Linked DNA regions of Mus musculus: region 2 is linked to region 1. The links are chromatin loops, found by intact Hi-C in ENCODE. Cell type or tissue: left cerebral cortex. All regions are shown on one strand. Links, peaks and the distances in the headings refer to the core of each region. The heading gives the core; the rest is flanking DNA.

The links. A loop is a pair of places that touch in the nucleus more often than their neighbours do. Peaks named below come from ENCODE experiments on the same cell type or tissue, not always from the same donor. Only the 100,000 strongest peaks of a DNase experiment are listed, where the experiment ranks them.
Region 2: it touches region 1 in a loop (2.1-fold over the local background); 4 of 42 quality-filtered maps call a loop at or near these places.

What each region holds. Positions count from the first base shown.
Region 1 is chr1:22,619,757-22,635,376 of GRCm38, forward strand. It overlaps Rims1 (regulating synaptic membrane exocytosis 1), which reads right to left. Exons shown (of 35, transcript NM_183018.4): 3 at 10,656-10,724. Among named protein-coding and RNA genes, the nearest start is that of Rims1, 180 kb to the right of the region's middle. In left cerebral cortex, for the core only: CTCF peaks have their summits at 6,837 and 7,374 (motif pointing right); DNase peaks (open chromatin) are centred at 6,721 and 7,379; H3K27ac peaks cover 405 bases.
Region 2 is chr1:22,791,124-22,806,743 of GRCm38, forward strand. It overlaps Rims1 (regulating synaptic membrane exocytosis 1), which reads right to left and starts at 15,035. Exons shown (of 35, transcript NM_183018.4): 1 at 14,438-15,035. The coding sequence starts at 14,601. In left cerebral cortex, for the core only: no CTCF peak of the experiment used is centred there; DNase peaks (open chromatin) are centred at 9,276, 9,678, 12,089, 12,285 and 1 more place; H3K4me3 peaks cover 1,616 bases; H3K27ac peaks cover 970 bases.

The DNA.
Region 1 (15,620 bases), core at 2,790-10,789:
GGCTAGCTTACAGTTTCAAGGTTTTAGTACATGATCATCATAGCAGGAAACATTGTAGTATCCAAGCAAAAAAGGTGCTGCAGGAGCCAAGAATTCCACATTTTGATCCAAAGGCAGCCAGGAGGAGACTGGCTTCTGCTGGGAGCCAGAAGTAAGCTCTCATTCCACACAAAGCAGAACCTGAGCATAGTAAACCTCAAAGGCCACCCCCACAGTGACACACTTCCTCCAGCAATGTCACACCTACTCACTCCAACAAGGCAACACCTCCTAATAGTGGCACTCCTTGTGGGCCAAACACATGACTCTAAAGGGACCAAACCTATTCAAACCACCTCAGATACCATAGTTCAAGAAATAGTCTCCTGGCCTCTTTAGCTTTTTAGTTTTTTAAATCTTTTTTTGGAGGGATGGAGGTTTATGTAAATCACCTCATTGTTTCTTGGTGGCAGTGAATTGTTGAGAAAAATTTGGGTCATCTCATCCTCTTGATGATGTTCTGGTTTCATATGGCCTGGCAATCTCTCTGAGCTTTCATTTCCCTCACCCATGAAATGGAAAAAAAAAAGTCCTAATAGATGTTTTGAATAACTTGAATATATATTTTATCTGTATCAATGTAGATGATCGTAAATGTTGATTTTTGAATGTGCACAATTGAAAGAGGGTGTATTGGCAACAGTTAACACATATGAGGATTCAATGCACTGAGGTTGTATGTCAGGTTGCAAATCTGTCAATTCCTGTTTTGATTAAACTGTGTCTAAAATGTACTATGTACCTGGAACGACTGTAGACACCTGAGGTACCATATTAAATGTAGCAAAAGCATTTTTAAATTTAGGGATACACCTTATACATCAGGGAAGGGTATATAAAATATAAACGTATTGCATAACAAACAAAAGCTATAGTTGCAAAAAATGAGGTTGCAACACCACTGGGTATGTAGGAGGAGTTTTATAGATAAATATTCTTTAAAAATGGGCTTTCACCTTTACATAAGCAAATTAATTTTACCAGAGAAGCAAACAGAGTAGGCAGCAAAGCATAGAAGTATCTATAGGGAAAATTCCTAAGCGAGAGGAAAGTAAGCATAAGGTCCCTCTCTCTCTTTGGCAAGCTCAAGATGAATGTGCCTGGTTTACCTACAAGGCCAGACGAGCATTAGGACCACACAAGAAATGCACTATGTGGCTAGCACTGTAGAGCGCATCACTTGTGCTGAGTTACACGGACTTCGTTACTGCTGAGGCAGGACTTAACCAGAATGTCTAATTGGAGGAATTCAGCAGTGAAAGATAAACAGTGCGCCTCTGGCTGTTGTTGATAGGAGGAGAAAAATCAATCTGGGTCAAAAGTCAGGTCACGGACACCAAAGAGGAATTTCCTAGGTGAATGAGCTTAAAACAAGCTGCTAGGCAGGAAAACGAAAAACAAAAACAAAATGTTCATATTTGGAATTTACTAAAAATAGAACTCACTGCATTTACTTACTTACTAAATGCAAAACATGAATAGAAGGGATAGAAGAATGACTCCTAAAATTCTGAGCTTAGCATTAAGGTTAATTTTAGATACTGGAAATCAAAAGGGGGAGTTTACTCGAAGAAAATTCAAGAGGGGAGTGAGGAACATATTAGGTTTGCAATGCCTACTGGATTTCTAAATGGAAATGTTCAGTAGATAATTATGTGTGACAACAGGGACCTCAAACAAGCAATCATGGCAAGACATTTATATCTAAATTTTATGTAATGTTTATATTGTTCGAAGATTTGAGAAAGGTCTATTACAAAAGAGAAAACAGGACTAGAAAACAGAAATTCTTTTTTTTTTTTTTGGAGTACAGAGGAAGATAATAATAAAAACAGACAACAATTGAACAAACAAAGACCTAAACTGTTTATTAAAATAAGTTTTACACACATAGGACTTAGCAGATGGGATATGTATATGCACATGTATGTATATACACACATACATATGTGTATGTACAGTTAGTGCTAGGAGGCACTGAAAATGCATGTTAGGACCATGTTGGCTACAGACTGAGATTTAAGCATAGCACTGAATATAATCGGGGCAGGGGGATTGATTCTGATTTTACAACCACTGAAAGGCTATGAATAGCTCCACCAAGCGAAAGTATACTCTCTGCCAAGATGTTACCTGGAAAGTGATGAAAATAATGAAAGAAGTCATCTTGGATAACTGCAGACTTAAAGGGAATATGGTAATCTATAGATACCCAAGAAGATAATGAATCATTTATCACACTTCTGTATGTCTCAACCACACCCAGGGATCTCAAGGAATAGGAATGTCTACATACTTAAGGTAATCTGAGTCTCTGCTTGCTTTATACCAACATCTGCATAGCTGGCCTTAAAAGTAGCATGATGTCTTGCTCCTCTACATAGGACTGAACTGTTTCCAGCACAATGTGAATCCAGCAGGATTATCAATATCAGCACCAGAACCCCTCAGCAACTGTTCAGCCTGTTGTTTCTTCGTGAGCGTCAATTTTGATTTCTGCTTAGCAAGTATTAATTTACCAACAACTATAAATACCTGTGTCTGGTTAGAAGCGTAATTTCTTCACTCTGATAGTCTGAACTTAAATGTAGGTTCTGCCATTTATCCCTTGTGGTCAAATAAGTATCATAACCTCTCTGCATGCCGTATACAAAGACACAAAGAACACCAAATCCTCCTCCTAAAAGGACTAAGGACACTAATTAAAAGGTTAGGTTCCTGGAAAAGTACATTGAATTAATTCACTGTCTGTGAATATATGACACTATTTTATTACTATTTTTTCTGCATGTGCTTGGAATTCTGGATTCTGTGTGTGTGTATGTGCCCATTGACCCATAGCCCAGACACCTCTCAATTGTCATCAGAGAAGCTTTTTCTTGCAGTAATTAAGACAGGGACTGTTAATGAGACACTGTGCAGAGAAAGAGAGATGGTGGAGTAAGTGGCCCATCTATGTCAACTTTCCTATTCCCAAGACTCAGGGATCATGGTGGAAGAGGGAGGAGAGTGATCTAAGAGACCAAGGTGGTAGATAACACCAAGGAAACAATTTTCTCCAGACAGCAGGGAAGTTGCAGGAAGAAACTGACAGCAGTCATGATGGCCTGTGCAAGACTATGGAAGTTTAGGCCAGACAAAATTCTAGTAGGAAGTGTGGGAGATGGACAAACCCTTAGCTGGGGCCGCTGGCATCAGACAGCTGCTGGGAGAGGGAGAGTCGGTGTGCCTCATAGTAGTTGCCTACACTCCAGAGTAGGCTTCATACCCAAGTGGATAGACAGCACACATTAGACTTTATGGGTTTAAAGAGGAGCAAGAAGAGAAGGAAATTCAAGGTTGGGGGTGGTGGATAAGGAGGTGAGAATGGAAAGTAATGACAAGGGTAGATCTGGAATAAGTTGGATGGGATGAATGTGATCAAAATTCACTGTGTGAGATCCTGAAAGAATTCAAAATTATAGAAATGCTCTAGAATTAACATTTAAACAATACATACAGAATACAATTTAAAAGGACTTTGACAGGTCTCTTGTAAACTTTAATCTATAAAATTATGCAACGCTATTGTTCAAGTGGTATCAGCAAATGTCTGTGGATATGATGATGCAACATTTCATAAAAAAACGTTTCTTCTGAGAACTCAACGGCCATCTTGGATGCAGATGAGTTTAGTACTCATTCAATCCCACAATGCCATTCTCAGTTCAGATTGGTGCTGAGACCTGGACCTTTCTAGTCCATGTGAAATGAGGAGGATAACCCTGGGTCCTGTACTAGCAACACAATAACTGGTACTAGATAATGTTAAGAGCTAGTAATATAAATGGGTATTTTAAATGGGATCTAAAATGAGTATCTTCATAACAGTGCTCTCACCTATATACTAAAAATAGCCTAATTTTATAGATATGATTGTAGTATTGAATGTCATACACCACCATCCTTACGCTGCCACCAACAGGTGCTACAAAAGGTATTTACTGGGACAAACAAGAATGTCTAAACATTTGCCTTAAACCAAATTCATCATTTTACATTTCCTCCAAACAAAACTTCACACTTGTATTCATGCAATAGACTTCAGAGCCCACCCTACCTTGACATCACATTAAACCCATCCTTAGACGTCTGTGTATAATATATAATATATTATACACACACATACTTTTACATGCGCAAGCACATACATAAATTTTCATACAGAGAAGGAAAAGAAGTTCAGCAACTTTGTTTCTCATAATCTTCCATTTACAGCTTCTTACCAAATACTCATTTCTTTTCCTTCATATAGATCAACTCTGCCTCTATCTCCCTCTCCATCACACACCTTGGTTCCCTTCCTCCCTTAGTCCTTTCTTCCTTTTCTCAACCTGTCCATCTTTATCATCCTCTTCATTTCTCTCTCTTCTCTTATTTCTGCTTCCTTCCATGTCCTTCCTATCTGCCCCTCTCTTCTCCCTCCATTTTGTTCCCTTCCCCCTCACCCTCTCCTCTTCTCTACCACCTGTCCATCTCCCTCTCTATCACCTCACTCTCTCCTTATCTCTCTTGATTCTGTTCTCACTCGTGTGTGTGTGTGTGTGTGTGTGTGTGTGTGTGTGTGTGTGAGAGAGAGAGAGAGAGAGAGAGAGAGAGAGAGAGAGAGAGAGAGAACACGTGTGTAGTGTGTAGGTAGCTGGAAAGGTCAGAAGAGGTGATCATCCTGGAACTAGAGTTCTAGGTGGCTGAGAACCACCAAAAATAAATGCTGAGAGCCAACTTCTGGAAGAGCAGGGAACACCCTTCAGCACTAGGTCATCTCTCTAGCATGGAACCTTATCTCTTTATGATGATTTGCTGAACTTCACCCATATTTCTAGGACTTCCCCAGAGTGATAGCAATGTCAAAATCAATCCCCGGAGGTACTTGTTCTTAGTTTCCTATCCAGACTCTGAATGATTTTTAACAGACTTGAAAATAGGGTGTGGTTTGTGCCATCAGAATGAAATTGCAGTGACCTTAAAGTATAAGCAAGAGACAGGGTCCATGAAAGATTGTGTGAGTGGAAATACCACATCAGCAGTTGCTTGATGAAGGAGCCAAGAGGATAAAGTGTCCAGAGAAGACTTTGCTAAGGATAAGACATACACATAGTTCAAGGAGTGGCAGGATATTCAAGATGGCGCACTAGTATCTCTAGAGGGAACCAAAACAATGAAGAGGAGAATTAAATCTCAAGTCCTATCATGTACAGATTTACATGTTATTTTCATGAGCTTTGGCGCTTAATATTGGAACTGAAAAGGGATAAGAATTGGGGGTCTCATAATGGTGTGTATGCACTTTACATTTGAGAGGTTGATTCATTCAAAATGACCAGAAGGTATGGGTTAACCCAGGTCCTTTTTAAGATGTCCTACGTTGTGGTTCCAATCACAGAATGAGACCACGTTTGGGAAACAACATCTTTGGAAATATGTCTTTAATCATTTCTAAATAGGTAATCAGAACTCTGAGGAAAAAAAAATTGTTCTTCAGTGTTTGATATAGTGCTTATAGAAAAATTCATCCTGATTTCAGTTTTTAGAAATGAGACCAATAAGTATGGATACAGAGAGGGGATGGGAGAAACAATCAGCTGCTGAGTATAAAATGTATAAAAGTATACATTAAAAATATAGATTTTTCTCCCAGACCAAAGAATCTTCTCTTGTCCTGCAGCCACTCTAAGGTTGGAAGGCTTCCTCTCTTGTTGCCATATGCAGAGTTTACCTGATCTTAGACAGACCCTGGTCCTTACTGCTTCCTCTCTCTGCTTATGTGATGACCACAGTCATCTGTTACTGCACATCTTCCACAGGGCAGGTCTGGTTAACACCTGACCTTGGTTTTCATTTCTCTTTGTGTTTGTGTGTCTCTGCATGTGTACACGTGTGCCATGCCTATGAAGGCTGGAAGAGAGCTGAAGTCATGGGTGATGAGGCTATGATCAGAGTATGAGACCCCTGACCTCAGTGTAGGACTCTCCACTTCTCCAGAAGCAGCAAATGCTCTTGACTACTGAGCCATCTCTCCAGCCCAAGCCTGCTCTTGGTTTCTAACTTGCTTTGTGTTTCTTCAGCACAGTGTTACATGATGTCTTGTTGACAGACTATTGAAGGTACTATGGTGGGTGCTCCTTTCATTCTTGCCATAATTCCTTCCTTTAAATACAGTGTGGCCTAAACTTTCCAGTTCCTACCACTTTGCAGGTCTTTGTCTCACTGCTTTCTCTACCTGCCAAAGACTGTTTGCCTGAAGTTCAGAACAGTTATGAAGTATTCCTCTACCATTACAAGTGGGAGTTTATAAATATATACTCCTACAGGCTTTCTGGTTTACTGAGATAACTGAGCAGTAGGTTTTACTCTTGCTCTGGTGGGTTTTTTTCTTTTTTTTTTTTTTAAACTGGAATTAACTACCTCAGCTTTGTCTTCCTTTCTGAATGGTTCCTATACATTGTATGTGGACTCTCAAAGGAAACATGCTGGAATTCTAACCCACAGTACCAAATAGAATATTCCTTGAAAGCACACTCTTTGTAGGATAATCAAGTTAAACTGAGATTGCTAGAGTGGATTTTAATCCATCGTGACTTTTAAACAGGGGATAAATTTAGCCACAGAGGCGACACATACAGAATGAAGATGGTGTGAATATGCATAGGAAGAGGGTTTGGTGACTGTAGAGAGTTTGAGAGCTACATCTCCGAGGCCAGAGAAAGGTGCAGCCATCAGAAGCCAGGAAGCTGAGGTGGAACAGTCCCCCTAGAGTCTTCACTGGAGCATGCTGCTGCAGCTGCCTCAGCTCTGACTTCTGAGCTGTAGGACTGTGAAATGATTTACTGTTGCTTTAAGGAAGGAAATCTTTGCTATACTTTAAGGTTAGCTCCTTTCCCATTTAAAAATATGTATCCTTATTACCTTTCTCACACTTCCTATGCCTTTCTAATAAACAAACTGTATTTAAATTACTTTAATCCTCTTCCTTCCTCCCTCATGTCCTCCTCCTCCTCCTCCTCCTCCTCCTCCTCCTCCTCCTTCTCCTCCTCCTGCAATCTTTCTGCAATTCTTCTGCTTCCATGGTACTAGAATTACGCTAACATAGAACCACTCACCATGCCTGAATGTACCTGAACTTTCATTTCAGATTCCCATGTGACTAAAAAATATTTTTCCAACAGAGTCTGAGGTCCTTTTAAAAGAAATAACGGGCATCCTGCTGTTTTCTGTGCTTTAAATTTTATTTTCTTCTTTTATGTGTGTGTTTGCCTGATCAATGTCTATGTATTACTCATGTGACTGGTGCCCAAAGAAGCCAGAAGAGGGCCTCAGATCCCTTGGGACTGGAGAGTTGTAAGTGGCCACGTGGGTTCTTATATTCATTCCTGGGTCATCTAGAAGAACAGCCAGTGATCTTGACTGCTGAGGCATCTCTCCCGTCTTGTTTACCATTTTTAATACTTCTGGCAGCTAGCCAAGTGGTGTTTATGGTTTTGGAAAGAATGAGGTAATAGATCAAGGAAAGCTAAGACGGTGAATTAAAAAAATAAAACAGTAAAGGCTTTGAGGATCCATGCAATTGGTTCCACGTAAACAGGTAAAGGAAAAAAAAACCTAGACTAAACAAAGACGCTGATACTCAGAAAAGGTCAATTTGCCTTGGTGCTGCAGTCTCAGGACTGTTTCACTGCTCGTTTTAATCTTTAAATAAAATAATCATTAAGATATGGAAACAGCAAATGAGACAAATGTTTTTTTTTGTGTATTTTTAAAAGGTTTAAGAGCATAACTTTAAATACCACTCCCTATAAGCAGCCACTCTGCTGCAGTAATGCCTTGGGAGATTTAAAGCACCAACATCAGACTGTTGCTCCTACCCCGAGCGAAGCTCTTGCACAAAGTCAACAGCATCAGCTTCTGCTGACATAGCTCCACTGAATAACTATATTTATGCACATTTTAATGAATATATTTATAAGAATGCAATTGTTTTTGCCTTTTAAAACAATTAAAGATTCCCTCCAGGGGGACAATGAAGATGTTATTGTGTTGCAAGTCTCTTCTAGAATTACTGGTAATACATTTAAAATATTAAAGGAGGAAAAAAATAGTTTGACTTGAAGTTGATGAATGTATGCGCTAAGCCCCTTTGGCAATTTTTTTTCATTCTGCAGTTTGCTACTGTGTCTGAAATGCTCAAACTGATTTGCAGGAAAATGAGAGGAGCATTCAGGAGCAAAGGGATGTTCTTGTATCTCCTGACACTGGTTTAGCTGCATCCAGACACAACTTTGATAAGAAGAGTAAGAAGAGGTTGAGACCCAGAGGCCAGGGCCAGGAAGAGTGCTATCACTAACTTCTGCTTATATCCCTGTGGATATAAGAAGTCACCAGCCCATACTTTACAATTTATTTCACAGTCCTGGGAATGAAACCCAAAGCATTACACATGCTAAGCAACTGTCCTACCATGGCTCTATACCTACCATAAGATCATACATTAAATGTAATATTGCTAAGAATAAGTACACCTTCACTTTGGTCAGTGAGCAGTGACCATGGTAGAAACTGGGAAGCTAAAATTTTCTTGTAGTATTCATCAAGACTCCTGTGCACTGTAATTTTCCAGCTAAGCCTCATATTTAACCCATTTAGTACTTCATTATGGCTTGGAAGCATCAACTGTTCTTCACACTTGTACCCAATGTTGATAAAAATAAACTCCATTTATCCCAGAGTTCATTGTGAGGTGGTTTTCATTTTGTTTTTGTTTTTTCATTTTATTTCTTTTTAAGCAATAAGAATTCTTAAGAGCCAAGATAAAAGCTACACAGTGTTATTGTAAAGGAGAAAAAGATTAAATTGGGGAGTCAAATATTAGATGATACAAAACATTATAGGGTTCTGAATATAGCCTCCCAAGATCTAGATTTTTAAATATATCCATTATGTGCTTAACTAAAACTAAAAACTATAAACACCAACATCTGTATACCCCAAGAGATGTTAGTTACATCATGCACTTTGGAACAAAGAGGAAAAATTTATCATTCACTGAATAATTACTTACTGAATAACAGGTTTAAGGAATTGTGCCAAGAATTCTTGGGATTCAAAGTAAACCAGAGTCAGATATCCTGTAGGCAGCATAATCTGTCCTCACATACCATTTCAATACAAAGTAATACGTATTTGAAAGTTGGAGTTACCATTTCAGAGGAGAGGAGAATCATTACTAAGTTCGCTGTTCAGAGAAGACGTAATTGACAAACACATCAAAGTAAAAGGGGGGACGGTGTTCTCACATGAGCACAGCAGGGATACGGAGAAGGAAAATCATCATAACATAACGATCTGCAAAAGCACACACAGCATCTATCCACTAACAAGCAGCCCTCTTGCCTTAGACAGTGGTCCCCAGTGGGATGGAACAGAAAAGAAAGTGAAAATCAGGCAGCAACCAGGACGAGCAGGCCTTGAAGACCAGGTCAGAGCTGCGAGGCACCATGGGAGGCTCAGGGGTAACCATCCACACTTGTAGCCCCGGATTAAACCTTGAGTGGAAGCTGCACTGAATGGCATCTAGACCACGTACTACAAACTCAAAGCCAGGAAACTGTGTAAGGAGCCTTGCTGGAGACCAAGGAGCAAGCAAACATGCTTTAGAAGGTCAAGGAGAGCTAAGACATGAATTATAAGCACGAGTTTATCCAAAAGGATCACCTTATTGACTGCTTCAGTGAGCGGGCTGCCTACTTTCAACAGGATCACCATTAATAATACTGGACGAATCTGGGGACAGATTAATAAAGCTTTGAACTGGGCAGTGGCATTATTATATGTTTATCATATTTCCCTTTGCTAAATCAATGTCAGCTTTAAATACATTTGTTTGACAATTCTGAACCAATACGATTCAGAAATGTTTTAAATACACAGTAGAAACATGCCACACTTGGATAAAATTAGTATTCTGTATAAAATAAACCAATGAAACCATGTCACCTTACGTGACATATATATAATACTCATACCACATACCTGCCCCTCAATGATATCCAGGTACTTAGAACAAGTAAGTTAAGAATACAGTGTGGGTAGGAAGCCTGTTCGGAATGAGGCTTCCTTTCACCAACACCATTACCAAATATAAATGGGCAATAAAATGAAGAGCTCAGTGTGGTCCTTTAGACCCTCTGGAGGCTGTTTTCCTCCTCAGGGAAGTTTAATAATGTAAATATCTCAGATCATATGACAGAAATAGTGGGCAAGCAGTGATGTTTTAATAAGTAATTTCTGGCCAAAGTGTGATGTTTCAATGTATTCTATGAAGCAAAACAACATGCCCATAGTTCTGTGTTTGTCATAACTGTAAGTTTGCAAGACAGGGGTAGCTTTGGGAAGACACAAGACACACAGGGCTCCTCTGAATGGGGCCACTGTTTGGTGGGCAATCATCCAAGAGGTCTTTTGGGTGCAAACAGAACTTAAAAAAAAAAAAGAAAAAGAAAAAGAAAAAGAAAACGAATAAAGAAAAGAAAAGGAAAGGAAAGGAAAAAAAATCAGACCAAAGCAGGAAGGAGAGGAAATACCAGTTTCTGTCTGGGCCTCCCTCTTCGCTGCTTGGCTTTCTGGGAACACAGACACATCTGAAAATGTTCCTGCAAGGCAAGGGAGAAGAAGACAGACTCAGTCAGCTGGAGGTAAGCAGTTGTCAGGCTTATCCAAGCAGGGCTTTAAGATGGCTCAGCAAAGCAGGTAAGCAAGACACTTGTCACATCCGCATTTCCCATGTGTGAACTCTGAGTCCTTATTTTATTTTAATGATTAAGAAGACAGTGGTCTAATCTGAAAAGATACTTTTAACAGCCTAGCTTTGCTAATGTTCTTAGGCCAGTCTGGGAGTTCCAAAAGTAAGGAGCGAAAAATTTACAAAGAAAGGAATGGAGAGAAAGACCAGGAAGCCATGCTGTGAAATGTATGTAAAATGTGTAAGATCACAGCTCAACTGTTCTTTATTTATCTTTGTTTGTTTATTGAGACAGGTACTCACTCTTAAGCCCAGGATGGGCTAGAACTCACTATGTTTCCCAAACTGGCCTCCAACTTATAAAAATTCTCCTGCTTCAGCCTCTTGAATACTAGGATACTAGATTTGAGTCACCATGAAAAGTCTAGCATTTAACAAAAAAAGAGAAAGAGAATGGGAGGGAGAAGGGGTGGTAGAGAGGGATGGAAGGAGGAAGGGAGGGAGAGAGGGTGAGACAGAGAGAGAGAGAGAGAGAGAGAGAGAGAGAGAGAGAGAGAGAGAGAATGAATATCAGGGTGTTTTTCTATGAACTTAATATTCAGCATCACAGGAAACTAGTACGTCTGTTATTAGTCTAGGAGGTCATAAGAAATGTGTTCAGAGGAAATACTACTTTGTTTTCTATAGTACAGAGCAAGTGGAGATGATTCTGCACAGGTAAAGATACAAGTGTAGCCTTCTAGAGTGCTAACAGCCACTACTCTGTCTTCTTTGCCTGTAAAGAAAAACTACATCTTGTTCCTAATTTGCAAGAAACAGTCTCTATTTTTTTTTTTTTGGTGTTTGCTGTTGCTTGTTTTCTTTTTATCAAAATATAAAAAGTGAAAAAAAGTATAGCCTATTGCCTAATAAACTATATAATCTTGGAAACTTTAACTTTTACAAGAAAAGGCTATATCTGTAACAGTTACATACCAAAGAATCTGAATTTACTGCACTTAAACACTGTTAACAATTTCCTGGCTGTAAGATACTGAGTACAAATGTCTCCTTTGAATGGGTGACCCCAACCTCTTCTATTTGGTTCATTTGTGGTACACACACACACACACACACACACACACACACACACACTGAGACACACACACTGAAACACACACACATTGACACATATTCACAAACTCATATACACACATTGACAGACACACACACCACTATTCAATCTACCATTTGACTACAACTTTCCATAGGTCTTAATTTATTTCCTGATTCAAGAGGGGGAGTTGAAGGAGAGAAGGGCATGGAAGTTGAAAACTGCCAAAATTCTCCTAACTGTGTGTTTGAATATAAGAATTATAATGAAAAAAATACTGAAAGAAATTATATTACTTTTAAAATCTGATACATTTTGATACAAAAATTTTTATGTTGATAGATTATAATTTATCATAAAATAAATGCTAAGTAGATAACGAAGTGAACAAAGTACTTAATAAAGTAGTCTCAGCACTTGCCACATAAACATGACCCACTTGGATCCCCGGACCTAATGCAGAAAGACAGATGACGTGGTTCTTGCCTGCAATCCTGGTGCTCCTATGGTGATGTGGGCTGTGCAGTCCGAAGCAACCCCAGGAGGCAGTCATGGTTAAACTGGCTTGAACTAGGATACCATATGGCAACAAAACAGCAAGAAGAACAAGGTGGAGAACAAGACCTAGTTACTGAATTCACACCGCACCTACACACCTCTGCCTGCACCCGTGCACATACATACACACACACACACACACACACACACACACACACACACACACACACACACACACACAGAGAGACACACAGAGACAGACAGACACATGCACCTAAACAAATAAGTAAATAAAAACATAAACTCAAAATAGGTGATGCTTTCTTAGATCTCTATGTGTCTTTTTCTCATATAGCCATTAAAGTAAAAAATGAGCACTTCTAAAACTCATTTGTTCTTCACAATGAATGAAATGTGGCCAACATAAAGTCATTGACTGCATATGTCCTGCAATGCTTAATTTGACTTGTCACTAGGGCCTGGGGAGATTCTCAGTGAGGGGCTGCCTAGATCAGGTATGTCTGCAGGTGTTCACCTGGATCTCACTGATTGATGTCGGAAGTCTCAGCCTAGCGTGAGTGACGCCGTTTCACAGTCAGAGTGGGCCCTGAACCTGACGGAAATAAAAAAGCTACCTGAGTTTGATGAGCATGTGCCTCTTGCTCTCTTCTGACTGAAGATGAAATATAACCAGTTCCCTCAGCCTCCTCCTGCTGTTCTCCTCCTGACAGGATGGAGAGTCGCTTGGAGTCGTGAGCTAAAGTAAACCCTTTCTCCTCTAAGACATTCTCAGGGGGAGCTTTGTCATGGCATCTGGAAGGAAATGACTACCTGTCCTTAAGAGCATAACCACGCCCTCGTGAAGGGCTCTGAGAGCAGCATGAACTATTGGCAAAGGCTTGATAGCTCAGTCACCCTCATACCTGCCCAGCTTCTCTTGTTACAAAAGAATTCAAATTTCTGCTTGTGAAATTCTATATAACTGGGTTTGGGGGTCATTTGTAAAAGGTAATAATCCTTCATGAAAATCAAGGGCCTATTGATCCTGATCTTTTCTCTCCATTATCCTCCCCACTGCTCATGTGCCCTCCCTCCCTCCCTCCCTCCCTCCCTCCCTTCCTCCCTCCCTCCCTCCCTCCCTCCCTCCCTCCCTCCCTCCCTCCCTCCCTCCCTCCCCTCCTCCCTCCCTCCGTTCCTCCCTCCCCTCCTCCCTATCTTCCTCCTTCCCTGGAGGAGCTCACTGGTCAAACCCTTCCTGGAAGAGGCTATGGGAGATTGACTGCTTTTCAGTGCTGTAGCTGCCTATAAGTAATCCTTCACCCAAACTCAAGGAAGTAACCTTCATTACACTTACTTTTTCACAAAACTACATGTGATTGAAATTATTTCTTCTCCTCTGTTACTGGTGCGAATCAGATGTAATAGTCACAAAACTCTCTGCAAAACTCTTTTCCACTGGGGAGGGTTTTTGTTTTGTTTTGTTTTTTTGGTTTTTTTTTTTGTTTGTTTGTTTGTTTTGTTTTTTGAGACAAGGTCTCTTTATTTAGCCATGACCCTGCCTGGATGACCAACATGGACTCTAACTTGGGACGATTCTTTTTTCTCTGCATACCTGAATGCCAAGGTTACAGATGTTTTCAACCATGCACACACATGAACATGCAAATGCACACACAATGTCTCTTTCCCACCCGTTAGAAAGCAGTGAGAGAGTAGCTGTTTCATTTGATAATATAATCGGTTATATCCTAGATGGTTTCAAGGATAAACTTTCAGGAAATTTTAATCACATGAGTGGCAGTGCTAGGGGGTTTTGATCAATGATGTGAATACACATGGCAATGTGTAACTACATGGCAGCTGGGCATTAGCTCTAAGTCCTTTAGAGAGGTGTGTGTACTTTGGAAGTCACAGGTAACAAGTCCACCTTTGGCCTTTGGGGACATGTTGTGGCCTCTGGTTCTTCTATAACCGCTGTTATTGTATCTCTTAATGGCCCTCTACAAGTTTGAACAACTTTCACTTGCTTTTTCTAGTGCCAACATTAGTATCTAAAGTATGTCCTTGGCCATTTTTGTTGAGAGAGAATTCAATGTAATTTTAGCAATGTGAAGCTCAACTAGTGTACCTCCATCTCGCCAACAAACAGCTCTGCGTTCTGGGAGATTTACCATGGCTTGTGAAAAACTTGTGTAAACCATTGAATTGTTTACACCTTTCTTATATTTACTTTAATATGTCATCATCATTTTAAAAAAACATGTAATATACTACATTGAATAAGCAGCCCAGTGGGCTCTAACTTACGAAATACTTTACAAACTTAACCAATCTTTGGTTAATTAGTCCTCAAGAGCAGAGTTTATGAAAATGATTATATGTTTCAATAAACTTTTTATTTGGATAAATTATAAACCTGGACGCTTGCCATCCCTGGGGTAAGTTCTTATTCCCATTTTATAGCAAATATCAAGCTTTAATGAGACTCGCAGTACTATAAGCTTCAGTTCCACTCAATTTAAGCATTTTTCTCAGATTTGTTCTCAAAAGTCTATAACCTTAATATCTTAGGATCCTGCTTCCACAAACAATAGCTAGGCATCTCATTTTACTTGCCTTAAGACCAACAAATCACTATAAGGTATCTTAGCACACATAAGAGGCAGGGTTGACTGCCCCCAAGTTATTGCTGATTGGTGAATAAACATGCCAATAGCCAATAGCTGGGCAGAAGAGACAGGTGGGGTTTAGGTTTCCTGGGCTTGGGGTTGGGAAAAAAGAAGGTGCAGGAAGAAGAAGGAGCAGCAGCCATGGGTTAAGAAACAAGAGAGTGTGGCACTGAGGGCTGACCAATTGGAGTTAAGGGCAACTCAGATGAAACATAGTAAGTAGTAACTTGGGGTTATTGACAGGAAAGTAGTTTCTAACAGAATGGAAGATGGAAGGTAGGAAGTTGCCCAGCTCTTGTGTTATTTAAGGCTTATTGTAAATAAGCATGTGTGTGTGTGTGTGTGTGTGTGTGTGTGTGTGTGTGTGTGTGTGTGTGTGTATGCAAATATATATGCAGGACTGAGAAAACAGCCTTTGTCACTAGCCTGCCTAAATTTAAATTTAGGCTCTGCCACTTATGACTGAGTGTCCTTAGAAAGGTGTCTTAACTTTTCTTGGCCTCTGTTTCAAAGGAGTTATACCATTATCTCCAAATGCACCATAAAT
Region 2 (15,620 bases), core at 5,190-13,189, 170 kb after region 1:
AAGTGTTAGTGTCTGCCTTCCATCCTAACTGATACAGGGTCTCATGCTTGCTGCCCTTTATGGCAGGATAGCTGGGAAACTCCCCTGTCTCCTCCTGCCATCTCACCACAGAGTCACCAAAATACAGATGTGAGATGTCATATAAAGCTTTCCATGGGTTCTGGACATCCAAACACCAGTCATCATGTTTGCAGAGCAAGCTGAGCCCATGAAAAACATTTTATATCTAATATCTCATTTAGCAGGTATTTTGTCATTATTTACTTGGAAATTTAATTTAGTGTGGATTAGAAAAATCCCTGTGAGAAGAATTTGAATATTCTCACATAGAGTATTCTCGTGGTACAAACTCAGGACAGCCCATTGCTCCAGTGCACACAGGCCATATGAGGTATATATGTAAATTCCCATGCATTCATCTGAGATGATAAATCTAAGAAGTGAGTCAGAATATTTCATTGCTAAAACAATAAATATGAAGGATTACATACATCTGTATGCACAATATAAGGTAAATCTATGTAACAGTATGAGATAATAAGGTTTATTACCCTAGCTCGAGAGAAAGCACCCAGATTCCAATACATGCTCCCACACCATGCTAAAACCACTACAATGAATAAAAGTATTTGGGCATAGCACAATGTAGGAAACGAACCTCTAATTGTGATTCAAAATTCCTTTATATAGTATATCAAGATAGCAAGTTCTGGACTCTTAAGTTAGAAGAAGGTCCCCTCAGTACATCATACTCTAAGAAAAGTGAATACTGGGTGCCTAGTACTATTTAAATCCAAAACATTATAAAATAGTATTGAAGTCAAAAGGTGTTAAGGCTGTCTGGGTATCAGAAGTTGTGCCAATAAGTACTGCTATCTTAATGACCCTATTTAAAAGATAAGAAAATTTTATAACAGAGACCTAGGTTACTCCAATAAGCATTAAGTGGTATGTGACAGAGCCATGCATTAAACTATAGGCTTCTTTGGGGCTCCAGAACAGTAGCAGAACACGGCCCACAGAATCAACTAAGCAGGGCTCGAGGGCTCACAGAGACTGAACTGACAATCAGAGCACTTGTTTGGGTCTTAGGCAGGTCTTCTGCATATATGTTATTGTTGTGTAGCTTGAGTTGTGGGACTCATGTGAGAGTGGGGGTGTCTCTGACTTCTCCCCCTCTAGTCCAGCCTTGCTACATCCAGCCATGATATGAGGTTTGTGCCTAGTCTTATTGCACCTTGATATGCCATGTTTGGGGTTATCATGTATTCTCTCCCTCTTCTCTCCCCCTCTCCTCTTTTCTCCTCCCCTCCCCTCCCCCTCCCCTTCCCTCCTCCTATCCCTCTCTCTCTCATCTAGGTTGGTATCTCTTGTTTTGAATCTTTAAGCTGGTTTTTTTTTTTTTGAAGATCTGAAGGTTTTTTTTTTTAATTAAATATTTTCTTTTTTTTTTTTGAAGCATGATTTTTTTTTACTAGATATTTTTTTTTATATACATTTCAAATGCTATCCCGAAAGTTCCCTATACCCTCTCCCTGCCCTGCTCCCCTACCCACCCACTCCCACTTCTTGGCCCTGGCATTCCCCTGTACTGGGGCATATAAAGTTTGCAATACCAAGGGGTCTCTCTTCCCAGTGATATCCAACTCGGCCATCTTCTGCTACATATGCAGCTAGAGACACAAGCTCTGGGGGTACTGGTTAGTTCATATTGTTGAATCTTTAAGCTGGAATATGTATTGATTCCAGGAAACTACAAACAAGCCACTGGTGGGTAAGATATAGGCAAAAAGAAAGTTCAGAGGGAAATATTAGAGGCAGAAAAGTGCAAGCAGTGAGGTTGGGTGGGAGATGAGGAAATAAGATGTTGGTGAGAATGAAGGATGCTTGTGAATGTTCTCCCACCCCCAGAAAAAGCCAATTAGAAGAAAGAGTAGGAAACAGATGCCATGATGGGAAAGGGCAGAGGGACCAACTCAGGGTTTAAAGTGGAGATGGGGACTGGGGAAAGGAGAAGCTGGGAGAGTAGGTTACTCAAAATCAAGTATACGTGAACAATCATACACAGTCCACAAATTTAAAGCTACTCAAAAATAAGATACACACGCATGCACGCGCATGCAACACACACACTCACACACACACACATACACACACACATGGGAGGGGTGGAATATGAACAGAAATACCCTGCATGGGTAGACAATGATGCTCCCAAAAGATAAGAGTTACATGGGCTATTAAATTATTAAATAAAGTCTCCATGTCAGGCACAGAGCTGCTCCCTATGAGGTGTTTGGCCAGGGAGTCCATAAAGATACCTGAATCAGTGCACACTACTCTCATTGCTCTTGGCTGCCCAACATATATCAAAAGTCCCCTAAAGGCTTTTCTCTTGTCAAGTAAAACAAACAACATAAATAAGAAAAAATAGCTAGGTATGGTGGTACGTGTCCCTAATACAGTACTTGAGGGGCTGAGGCAGAGGGCTAAGAACCTCCTGGGCCAGCCAAGTACACAGAGAGACCCTGTCTCAAAAAGTTATTTGAATATATAAAAAATCAAAAGCATAATGGACAAAGCTATTTGGAACCATATTGAAAATATATCTCTCAGGGAATAATTAAGGTTTATAAATTAAAAATTACAAAATGTCAATTCAGTATGACTAGAACAAATGTCACTGCAAAAGAAACCACTTCCTATTTCATAGTCTTTGTTCATGATCTATTTTTTAAATTAACACTCAATTCACCAATATTCAAAATAACCAAAGGTGATACATTCCCTTGGAGTTTGCTATAAGAGGTGTATAACCCTACAGAGGAAGCAAATCAAATCAGCTGTTAAAAAATTGTTTACATATGCTGGAACGATGTGGCATGAAGGAGCAATGCCAGAGAAAGAAGATAAAAATAAACAAAAAAAGGAAGCCACTGGGTAAGACTAAAGAAGACCTGTGATGGTGTCTTACCCACAGGTCTTCCCTTGTTAACAGTGAAAGCTTGATAGAGTTAAAATAATCTTCAATAAGTAAGGAGCCAACTGCTCTCTCAGTTGCCAAGTTCTTCAGCTGATACCTTCCTACACTCTGTTCCAAAAGGTTGTGAGGCATCTGACACTCACCACAGACTAGGTTCTTTGATCAGTACATTGCATATGAATGGAGTACTTGCCATCCCACAACTGGACAGTCACAAAATTCCTGTCCACATATTAACAATGGCATCTAGTCTTCAAAGTACAAAGATGTGTGTTTTTGTGTCTACGACATCAACTATGCAATGCTGTTCGATAAGCATTTGTCGAGATCTTCTTATGCACTGGACACAGGAAGGGGATTGAAAAACCCATGACAATTAATAGAAGACATTGGCTTGAAAGGAGCTTTTAAGACCAGAGAATGACTTAAGGCACATTGCATTTTTAATTAAAAATAAAATCAATATAATACATTGTGATCATTTGGTCTAACTGTAAATATCAAATCAGTAAATGTGTTATGCTTTAGACTGCAACTGAAGTTAGTCATGCTCTCATTAAAATATTCCTAATTAAGTGTGCCTTTCTAGAGGATTTACCTTTAAAGATCTATTATTTACATCCTCCCACACGGGCAGGCAAATGTCTTCGGAATGCTGTCTTCCAAAAAGCCATGAAAGACCAAGTCAAGAACATAACAGACCATCCAAAAAATCATATTTTAATTTAACGTGTAATGTTTGACCCCAAATATTTATTTCCTTGTACATTCCAGTCAACCTGCTTTCTCTTCTATAGTCAAAAGCAAACAGCTCATTCTTTGCTCTCAGAATTTGCTGACTGTCTTTCTATGGTCGGAATAACCAACCCACTCTCCCTCCCACTCACATCATTAGCAGCCTGGGGTGACTCTAGTCCACGACTTTTGAATCTACTCTTTCATTCATATACACTATTTCAAATAACTGAGCACCTGTTATGTGTGTTTATGATGGATACAACAAAAATTGATGCCATCATCAGCAGTGTACTCTGTACAGATCCTGAAACCGGTGAGAGAAAATGCTATGAAAATATGCTCACAGAAGGCAAGTACAGAAACCAGCTTGGAAAGTTTGGGAAGATGTAGCAGATGAGGTGTCATTTAAGATAATTTCAAAGGCCAGGATAAATTTAGATTAAAAGCAAAATAAGGGGGGAGTCTGATCAAGAGGAAGGTGAGAGTGGAGTTGCCAAGCAGTGATCTGGCAATGGAAATCATCCAAGACCATGGGAGTCGGGTTGTATGGACAACCATGAGTTGGATACGAAGCCTGAACTCTCAACTTCATCCTGGAGTACAGAAAAGATACTACCTATGAAACTCAAAGACTTACATTTAGGCAAAACGCTAAGCAATTTATGACAGTGGCAGTAAGTCTGAAACACCTACAAGACATCCACTTAGAGATATCAAAAAGGTGTTGCAAGAAGAATTCAGAATTTAGCAGAAATTTCAAAATCTCTGACTATATCGATCTGAGTATCTTTGGCATGTGTGCACAATTGAAGCCACCAGACAAGACTTCTACTATTTGCAAAAAGAAAGGAATGGCAGGCTATAATAGAACATTTAAGAAGGACAGTATTTGAGATTCAATATTGGGTTAGAATAGAGGCATACAGAAAATTTGAAGGCAAAGAAGGAAATGGAGGTTCAGGCAGCAGAGAAGAAGGGGCTTCAAATGACCTTCAGCTCCTCCTGTATGTATTACTAACCTATTCTTATTATTTTTCTAGGTTTTACCAACTATCCAATACCTACATAATATGCTCTAGAATTGGATGTGTTTGATTTCTCGAGTGCAGGGCCCAGAGGTGTTCACTGTGCTGCCTTTATGGAATGCAGAAGTAGTCGCTGGCTCTTTATCAGTCGTAGCTGTGTTCTGTATTGACTAGCTGAAGCTGTTGAATAGCTAAGCACCATGGGATTTCTTTCTCCTGCCTGGCCCTAAACAGGTCTCAAACCTTTTAATACTAGAATCAAGTTTTTAACCTGGGTCAGCTATATTAAGTGGCAACACTTGGCTTAGGGTATAAAAAAAATCTACAAATTTAAGTTATTTGTATAAAAGCTTAACCTTTTAAATTATACTTTCATTAAAAAAAAAAACAGTGATGATTTTCAGACATAACACCAGAGTGGAAGCTATTTATAACTTATGCTTTTACCAAGGTTTAATAACCAATAAAAATGAGATTGCTTATTTCAATATACTTCTATTTCAAATATCAGGATGTAAGATATAGCCTCTCTTATTTTCAGAAGGAAGGGATTAGGAAAGGATACTTAATCTCCACTATATTACAATACAGAGACAACCAGGAAAGATAAATCTGCTAAGCTGTGTGAAATATAAAAAGGAAAAGCCACTGGGTGTCCTCACTTTGTTCTCATCGGTGTCTACCCAGACACTAAGTAATTCTCCTGACCTTAGAAGACCTCCATACATGTACATATACTACCTTATATTTTGGGAAAAAAAACTGATACTTTGACTAATACAGACCATGTATACTGAAACTATAGTCTAATTTTTCTAAAATAAAAGCTGCAAAGTAGAAAATAAAACAACCAGCCACCAATTAAAGAGTTTCTCCTCTCTCTCTCTCTCTCTCTCTCTCTCTCTCTCTCTCTCTCTCTTCTCTCTCTCAAGAGCAGGTGCTGGAAAGATGGCTCAGCAGTGAAGATAATTTTCTATTCTTACACAAGACCCAGGTACAGTTCCCAGAACCCACAGCTGCCTAAACCTCTGGATCCAGAGGACTGGTGCCTGTGAGCATGTGCACACTCAGTGCACATGCATTTATTCAGGCGACGTGCACACCTACTCATAAGCTAAAAAGTAAATAGATCATAAAATGAGTATAAAGGACAAGTGCAACCACAAGACCCACAACAATTGTTCACCAATAACAGACAAAGTTTAAAATAACTCGGTATCTTAGTTACATTTCTACTCCTGTGATAAACACCATGACCAAAAGCAGCTTGGGGAGGAAAGGGTTTATTTCGCCTTTCATGCTATGGTCTATAATAGAAGGAAGGAGAAAGGTCGAGGTACAAAGGAGGCGAGAGCTGAAGCAGAGACCACAAAGGAGGACTGTTTTACAGGCGTACTCCTCATGGCTTGCTCATCCTGCTTTCTTACACATCCATGAACCACCTGTGCAGGGGTGGCCCCACCCACAGTGAGCCAGCCAGGCCCTTCCATATTAATCACTAATTGTGGCAATGCTTCCTCACAGGCTTGCCTACAGGCCATTCTGATGGAAGCATTTTGTCAGTTGACTTTCTCTCTTCTCAGCCGATCCTAGCTTGAACATTTGGCTTCTTGAAATCAAGAGTATTAGTCAAAGATCAATGATCTTCAGGTGCAATAATACACATTGAAAAGAAAACAAACTATGTATGCCTTGGGTAGTACAGCAAACCTTCATCAGGGACTGCTCCTGTAGTGGCTTACTTGTGAATATATATTCATATTAAATATGACAGGCCATTAAAAGAAACTAAATAGCATAAGGTATCTATCTACATGGCAGTATGGACAGTTTAGTTAGTTTTCAGTGCACATGCCTTCTCTATATAAACATGATAACATCTTCCAGACAAGTAACTTAACTTAATGATGAGCAATAAAAAAGTACTAAACAATGTATAAATGATTAACTGGGTATTATCATCCGTATTATCTCAGTTTCATTCACTAGGCTTCTTTAAAATAGCTGATATTCTAATTAAATTCCTTTCAACAATATTTCATTATCTTACAACTTAAACTTCAAAGGGATTATCAAAATATTACTTTCTAAAATCTATTTAAATGAATTTGCATACCAGGGATATGGTCTCTAAACTGTAGTCTGTTTTGCATTGATAGTCCTGTGTGCAGTTTAATTGACAACTATTATTTAAAAACGATTGAAACTTTGGATGCAGCCTTCCCATAAAAAAGCACCCACTGAGATCGTATGAAATGCAATGTCTTGTTTTCAGCAAACCATTACTATTGGCCAAACAGTGGTTTCCAAGATTCCTTGTTTGCATTGCTTAGTGTTCTAACAAATTTTAAAACTTTTAATTGCTTGCTTTTTAGTGGTTTGATACAAATAAGTTGAGGCAGGGGGAAAAACCAACTTATAAAGAGGAAAAGGCACTCTAATTTGTTGTCTTAAGTAGATACTTAAAATTGACAGTATAAAACACTGTCCATAGCAAAGAAATAGTATAAAAAGGCAAATCAGCAGTTAAGACACTTTCCTTTTAAGCAGTTTTCTCTCATGTAAGTATAGGGAGATTTCACATAATAGCAACAGAAATAGGAAAGCCCCAAGCCACTTCTGTAGTATAACCCCTTGCTGTCAGCTATTTGACCAAAAGAAACACATATAAACCTGATATGAGAATATGAGACTATACCTGCAGAAACCACTGGGCATTTAGTACAGAAATTTTAAAAAGTTATATGCACGTGTTACACCATGCAACAGAAAGCTAAACAGATAAAACTAGTTAATAATTAGCCCCCCCATTCAATGGTAAAAATGAGCCATTTATTATACTCCATGACAGAGAAGTTAACACTTTTGTGTTTTAGTATAAGAAAACTACCTTGAGCCAATTTCTCTTCTCCACTTGAATTGTGCTTGCCTTGTTGTTATCTCAAACTTTACCATTTCCCCATCATGTTTTTGTTATAACAAACATTGATAACCCAGTTAATGAGAAATAAAAACATAATTTCAGATCAGACCATGTGATGATTTTAACTTTGAATTCCTTGCCAGATTCCCAACTTAGTGTGACTACAATCCTAATCACAGCCCTCACTGTGAGACTGTGAGTGGGGCCTATTCCAACAAGATCTCCTCCCCACATGCCCAACATCACCCTCAAAAATCACAAGAAGGGGCTCGGCCTTATTTCAGAGCATAAAGGCAATAAGAGAAGTTTCCTTGGGTATGGTAATTTGAAATTTAAAGATGTTTCTGTTTTACCATGTTAAATGACCATAAGATACAAGAACAGGCCTAACAAGTCTCACTGTGTACAGCAAGCCAAGAAACCAAATGGAATGACTTGGTAATGTTTATCCCTATAGAAAATGGTAGCATTAAGACCAATACTTGGTAGGTCATGGTGGTACATGTCCTTTAATGACAGTATTCAGGAGGCAGAGGTAGGTGGGTCTTAGAGTTGGAGCCTCGTCTATAGGGCATCCAGGGCTACACAGAGAAGCTCTGCATTAAAAACAAACAAACAAACACACTAAAAACCCAAAACCTCATTCAGTATTATACAGAGCAAGTCACTGGTCAACCTTTCAGACTGTGGATGTTTTTAAGTGGTTGGAACCACACGTGCAACAAGCTATACGAAGAATGGTGTCTCTATTCTACTCGCATACTCCGTTGCCTGACCAAATTTTAACACCTGAACTTTTAATGCCTGGCCTTCTTGTTGAATCGACTATCATACAGTTCTATGAGTAGAAGTATCCTGCCTGGGAAAATTCAGAATAACGTGGCTGACAGAGACTTGCAGTCAAGGAGAAAGTAGCAGAATGATACCGTGTTAGGGAGACTTGTATGCAAAAGACCAAGTAGGCCAGGAGAACAGAAGTTAGAGAGGAGAGGCATGTGCTCAGACAAGCATAGGGGATCCTACCAGCCATATGCACTGCTGTTGCTGCTTGGGAGGTCACTGGATTCTCAGACCAAATGCTGTGAGCAAGGGGCCAAGGGGCCAAGTTTCTAAAGGCTCCACTAATGTTAGGAAACAAATCAACAAACAGAATGGAGCGCATGTCAAGAGCTGAGCAAATGATTCATGGTATTTGTAAGCATCCAGCAAAATGTCGGATAGATATAAAGGAAACAGTACATGCTAGCCTCCTATCCCCAACAGATGAACAAAACAGCCCACAAAACCCATAACCACACTTATATTATGGACTTTAATAAACAGCGAAGACTGGAATCACCAGGTAGGAGTCTGAGGTTCTATTATTCTTGTTGCTTGTGCCTCAGGGAAATTTTCTCCAACCCTCTAGACCAGATCTAGAACATGCAGTCTGATCTCAGAAGATCCAGTGTTCAAAGTTGTTTAAAAACAGAACATAGACCATTAAGGTAAATGAAATTCAACACAATGGCACTTATAATCCACGCAGAACAAGCTCATCCATATGCTTCTTATAGACGTGGGAGAATAGAGTGGTTTAGGAATTCACACCGAGAGCTTTCTAGGAGGTTTTTGGACTGATTTACAGGAGTCAGCCTTCCTGTTGAACAAGTTGAACAAATAACCTTCAGGAGAGGTTGTGTTTCTATTACTCAGGTTGGCAGCAGCCCAAGGATCACACCCATTTGCAAAGCATAGCGAACCTCAAATATGGTAATGTAAATACATAAACGGTAGTGTCTTATTGAGAAAGCATACACACAAGTTAAAAATACATCACTTTGGGACAACCAAAAAAACAATGGCTTTGTACCTTCCCATTATTTCTGACACCACTGTGTTTTCTTCACTTTTTAAAAAATCTTCTCTTTTCTATATTTTCTCCCATGAATGTTTGAGAACTTCCACAGTGTGTCTGTACATTTGTTAAGACAGGTTTTTTTGAGAGTGAGATTCCTACACAGCACAGGGTTAGCTTTCTCTGAGTCAAAGCCCACTTACTACCAGTGTGGAGCGGGACTAAAGGCAGCAAGTGTGCTCTCTCCTACAGTCTCTTCTGCCCAATAGGACATCTTGAATTCAAAGACCCTGTTTACATCTCAGCCACTATCTCTCTTCACTATCCACCTTTCCCCCTTTTCTTCTCATCCATCCTTGCTTGAACAATAGTGTAGCACATACCTGGCCTAACGTGTGGGCCAATAGAAATACACCTACATTACAATCACCTCCTCCTTAAGTCTCCCTAGTTCATTCTTTTTCTGCTTGGCAAACTGTTGCTTCTGGAAAACAAGCCCTTTCAACACATTTCGAAGTACAACATGATATGTGTGCACACAGAGGAAAACTAAAGTAATAGAGACTTCTACTTCATCTTTTCTCCCCAAGCAGGTTATATTGACAGATGTTTGAAAACCAAGGCCACAGTACCACCCCCCAGCAAAAAGGCAGAGATGCCCAAAGTTGTCTTTGTAACCAAGTCACATCTTGAGGGGCAGAATATGGAATGAGTAAGAAACCCTACAAAATCTAAGAATTTTGTAACCCATGTTCATACAGGAAGTGGAAGAAATCAAATATAAAAAGATGCCCAGTTGCAAATGTCTTTGCATTGTACTAATACAGTTTTCATTATCTTTAAATTGAAGGACATTCCCTTCCCCTCAATCCACAGGAAGGTTCTGTGCACCACCAGAAGTGAACTCAGCCCTGCTCCATTACGACCAGCAGCTGATTTTCTCTGTTAGCTTAATCTGTCAAACCACTTGATTGAGTTGAAAGAGAGACCAGAAACTCATGTAAGGAAAGGATAAATGTTAGAAGTTTCTTCTTGGTTGAGAGAAAGTGTAGTGCTTGGGGAAGTGGCTGCATTTGTTGTGAAAGTCTGGGTTGAAGCCTTGTTGAGCCATGGATGTGACTCAATGTAGAGTATCCCTGAAACCCTCAGGATAGACTAACGACTTGAGACTTGCCACACCTGCCAAATCTTCTGCACAGGATACTGAGTGGATTCAAGCACACAGTCTAAGTCAACACATTTCACCCAGCCAATTTTTTTTTTCTAATTGTAAACAATGTTACTTAAAATTAGTAGTTTTTTTTCCAAAACTAATGTGACCATGAGGATAAAATACTTACAACTTCATGTAATATTTTTAAATTCCTGTAACCAATTAAAGTAACTACTGGACTGCAGTAAATATTCAATAAGTGTTAGCCAATTTTAGTAACCATTTCAATATGGATTGTTAATTCCCATCATTGAGCCATCCCCTCAATCTCTGCTTACTGTTTTCCCTTTCTCTTCTCTTCCTATTCTGGAACTCTTTTCTCTTTGAAGCTTTTATTTAAGAAACAGAATAAGATTTGTACCTCTAATGAGATCTTCCCTGATTTAGGGCTCAGATAACAAGTTTTCTGTCTTTGTAATATATTGACCCATGATGCCTGGTGACAGGTACTTGAAGGAACATTCATTGAAAAAGTGGAGTTTCAAAAAAGTTCCAGGACACACTACACACACACACACACACACACACACAACCAAAAATTAAGACCCATTTTACAAACAGTTACGTCAATCATAAAATATAATTCTTGAGAGCCATTTTTTTCTAATTATAAACAATATTACTTAAAATTAGTAGATTTTTACAAAACTAATGTGACCATGAGGATAAAATACTCCCAACTTCATGTAACATTTTTAAATTCTTGAACTGGAAGTAAAATGATTTTTCCCTATTTAAACCTATTTAATGTCATTATCGAATTTAGATTTCAGCAGTAACTTGAAGTCAAGGCTAACTATACAAATATATTCTGATTTGTATTTGTTAGACGGTACTACATATAATATCCATCTACTTTTTCATTCTCTCTATGAATGTTTGCTGTTCTATCTTGTGGAGAAGAATTCACACACAGTAGGCAGTGCAAGGCAAAGGTATTGCATTTATCACAAAAACATATTTTAAATCCAATTTCTCTGTCCCCAGTACTTCAGTTTGGTTTGGGTCTTTTGTAAAAGAAATTTCTCAGATATGTGATATGATGGATCAAGTATTACCACAAAAACTTTTCTTTTAAGCAAAGGCCTATGAAAAGCATTATTTTTTTTCCTGGTCATTTTTCTTGGCAAGTTTAGAAAAGGCTGCCACCCATGTCTAGATGTCATCAAAGGCCCCTTACACATGTGTCATTTGAATGGCCCCTATGATCCCCAGTTTCCAAGACATAAAATTCCTTCTGTGAAAAAAAAAAAATAAGTGTAGCAGTGCCTCACTAATTGCAGACACCATGACAGGCTTACAGAGAAGAGCATCAGCGTTCCAAAACACTTGCCAACCCACCACTGCACAGGAGGCCAGGACTTTAGCAGAGGAGGCCATTGATAAAGTTGATGCAGAGGTCCAGGGTTATTGAGAGCTGTTGTATAACAGCAGTACACGCTGAGATATTCTGTGAAATCGTGCCATAAAGGAATAGTATTTACAAGTCCATGGAAAGCAGTGACAGGGATATGCCAGACACGAGCAGTTGGGCAGAGCTTTTAATGTGCTTGTCCATGTAAACCCATATAGTATTATCATTGACCCTAGGTGGTCAGCAGGTTTGCGATTCTGCCCTAAACTCATCCACTCCAACTTAAAACCTTCACCCTCTACAATGCTTCCAACAGCCAACGAAGAGGCATTATGCCACTGCTTGTACTGTGACCCCCTTCCTATCTGGACTCTCAGGAGCAGCCCATATTTATCATTAGCTGCTGGAGGCCTCCATCTACCTGCTGTCTGCAGCAAGCACCAACAGGAACAGCAGCGAATCTGCAAATGCTAGCCAATTATACAGTGTCTAGGACAGGTGGCAGGGGCTGCAGTAGTGAGGACAGATGGACCAACAACCTGACAGACAGACAGACAGCAGCACCATTAAGACATCATTACTTCCAGGCTCAGAAGAGGGGAAGCCTGCAGCATGGGGTTGGGGCAGTGTCATTCTTTCACTAGGGACAGGAAGCAGATTAATGAGGGTTCTGCCTCCCTCAAGCTGGCAGGCTTGAAGTATTTGGTTTTTTGTGGTTTTTTTTTTTTTTTTTTTTTTTTGGTTTTCCCCTGGATGAGAAGGAGCAGGGAATTCAGAAACCTGCAGCTCTTATAGAGCCAGGCTAGCTCTGGCCTTCTAAGTTAACAGCCTTTTATTTTCCCAGAGTCTATAATGAAAGAGGAGGAATCACTGAACCCCTACTATTTTGCTGTGGCCTGACAGCCACATCTCTCCCTCAGTATAGCCCTCCCTACTCTACAGCAGTTGCTTTTGCTCAGAGGACCCACAGTCTGTGGTTGCAGCTTTCCCTATGCCTCTCCTGTTAGGCTCAGCTGCACTGAAGAAAAGAAGATGCCTTCCCAGCCAGCACCTTCCCTTCAGGAGGCCATTCTAGGGAGTTTGAGAAAGGCCATGATGGGTGTGCCCTGTGCCCTGGTATCACCCCCTGCTCCCTCTCTAGACTTCCCTGCAACCAGCTAACTCTAGATGCAACAGGTTCCCTTTGGCTCTTCATGTCATTTGCTTGCCCCAAATCCACCTTCTGCATAAGCAGAGGATACCAAGACATTGGTACCAGTCAGGGAGTCTACATTCCACCACCCCAGAGAGGAAAACTTTACTAAAGGGAAGACAGAGTTGAAATCCCCTTCTACTTCACGCCACCGGAGAGGCTAAGAAGCCAAGGCCAGCATGTATGGCAGTCCTTGCAAGCAGTTCTGAAGCAAAGGGTAGTACAGTCTCACAGACTCCTGCACTACCAATAGTCAACCCCATCCCCTCCTCATGCCCAGGAAAATGGGGGCACCAGGCACGGGTCCCCTAAAGGGCTGATGGGTTCTGTAAACAGGGCATGTGTAGATATTTAATCCCCGACTGCTTCCTTTGGGAAATGGGAAGGCCCCAGAGGTCTCTTAGAAGCCAGTAATGAGAAACCCTTATTTTATTTCAGGCCAGAGTTACCAATCAGCTGCTGTCATTACCAAAAAAACTTTGTACTGCCAGTGGCCTTGCATGCGGATAAGAAAATGTGTCTTCATACAGTTATTCTGTGTAGAAGCCTCAGAATCAAAGGTTAAAGGGAAGCTGGGAATGCAGGTTACCAAAGATGGCAACTGCCCAAAAAAGACCCAACCTTTGCATTGTAAAATGAATGAGCACCAAAACAAACACTAAAAATAAGCCTTTTTATTATATAAATACCAGCAAGCACCCTTCACTGTTGTAACTCAGATGTGCTCAACAACTCCAAGGAGGAGCTGCCCTCACCATCTCTACCTCCACCCTTTTCTCCACTCATGCCCTGGTCCCTAATCTGCCCTCAGCCCAGAGCTCCTACCATTGGGTGGGATCAGCTTCACTTGGCGCTGCATATCTCACCCCACGGTGGTCCCCCTGTCCACTCAGTCCTCCTGGGCACTCCTGGCTCAAGCCATCTTCCTGGGGTCCTAGGTTTTTGGCTTTGTGGGGTCCTCTCCTTTCTCCGGACTCCCAGACTTCTACCCTGCTCAATCCCGAGGAGGGGCCCCTAGCCCCAAGGTGGGCACCTCTGCCCTCACCCCTGCTCCCTCGTCAGCCCCTCCCCCACACTCAACCCAGAGGACCTGGTGAGTGAGTAGTGAATGGATGGATGGAGGCACCACCGAGGGATGGATGGCGTGCCCTGGGGGGTTGGGGGGTGCTTACTTGAGCATGGCCTCTTCTTTTTCCTCCTCTTCCTTCTGCCGGTCCATCACTGCCATGATAATGTTCCTCTCCTCCTCGGTCAGGTGGCTCAGGTCGGGCAGTTCTTGCATAGGGGGAGGCACCGTGGGTGGGCGAGGACCTCGGGGCCCCACGGCCGAGGACATTTTTCGTGGCCTGCCCGCCCCCTCGGCTCGCTGGCTCTGGCTCTCACCTTTCGGATTCACGCCCCGCAGCTGCGCCCCTGCTTTCCACGCTCACAGCGAAGCCCTCCCGGCGGCGGCAGCGGCGGCGGCAGCGGCAGCAGCAGCGGAGCCGGGGACAGCGAGGACCCAGTCTCTCATGATGCTCTGCCTCCCGCCGAGCCCGGATGCTGCCTTTGTTTGGGTCGCCCTGGCGAGGCTCGGGGCCGCCTGGCCGCCTCCCGCAGCCCAGCCTCGGCCGGCGGGGGCGGGCAGGCGGAGGCTCGGCGAGAGGGCGAGGGCTGGCGCTGAGCTCCGGAGCACGGCGGCCGGGCGCGGGCTGGGCTGGCGGGCCGGGGGCGGGGCCGGGCCGGGGCCGCCCGACGCTGCTTGCTCGCGGGCTCCGCTGCCTCCAGTTTGGGGCTGCGGGAGGGAGAGGGAGAGTTTGGGTGTCAGTTAGGCGGAGTCTCGGAGCTTCGCTCCCGGGTGATGCTGCTGCTCTCGCAGACATAAGCTGCCAGCCACTCAGTCCCGGAGCCGCTCCGCCCACGGGCACCACCCACCCACTCCCCGGGTCCGAGCCACGCGTGCCCTGGCCATTCCCCCCGCCCCACGCTCGCCGACGTGCATACTCCACTGATCTCTCCCAAGGTACCCCTCACCCTGAGTCATCCTCCCTCTCCCAGGTCCTGGTCCATGTCATCCTCCCCAGCCCTATTTTCCCATGGGTTGCTTTAATCATCTTCATCCTCGCCACAGTCTTCATCATTGATGCTTTTAGAGCACCCACAGGGTTTAGAACAGCAGGATGGTACACCCTCTAGGTCTATTTTCCCCTTCCTGCCACCATGTCTTTCTGCTTTACTCGGCAAGTGTGCACAGCCACAGTTGTGTGTGGGTTCCTAGATAATTTTGGTGCACACACACACAACATACACACATCCAGCAACCCGAATTAGCATTGTACCCTTCAATGCAATCTTTTTCTTGATGGGTTCTCGCTA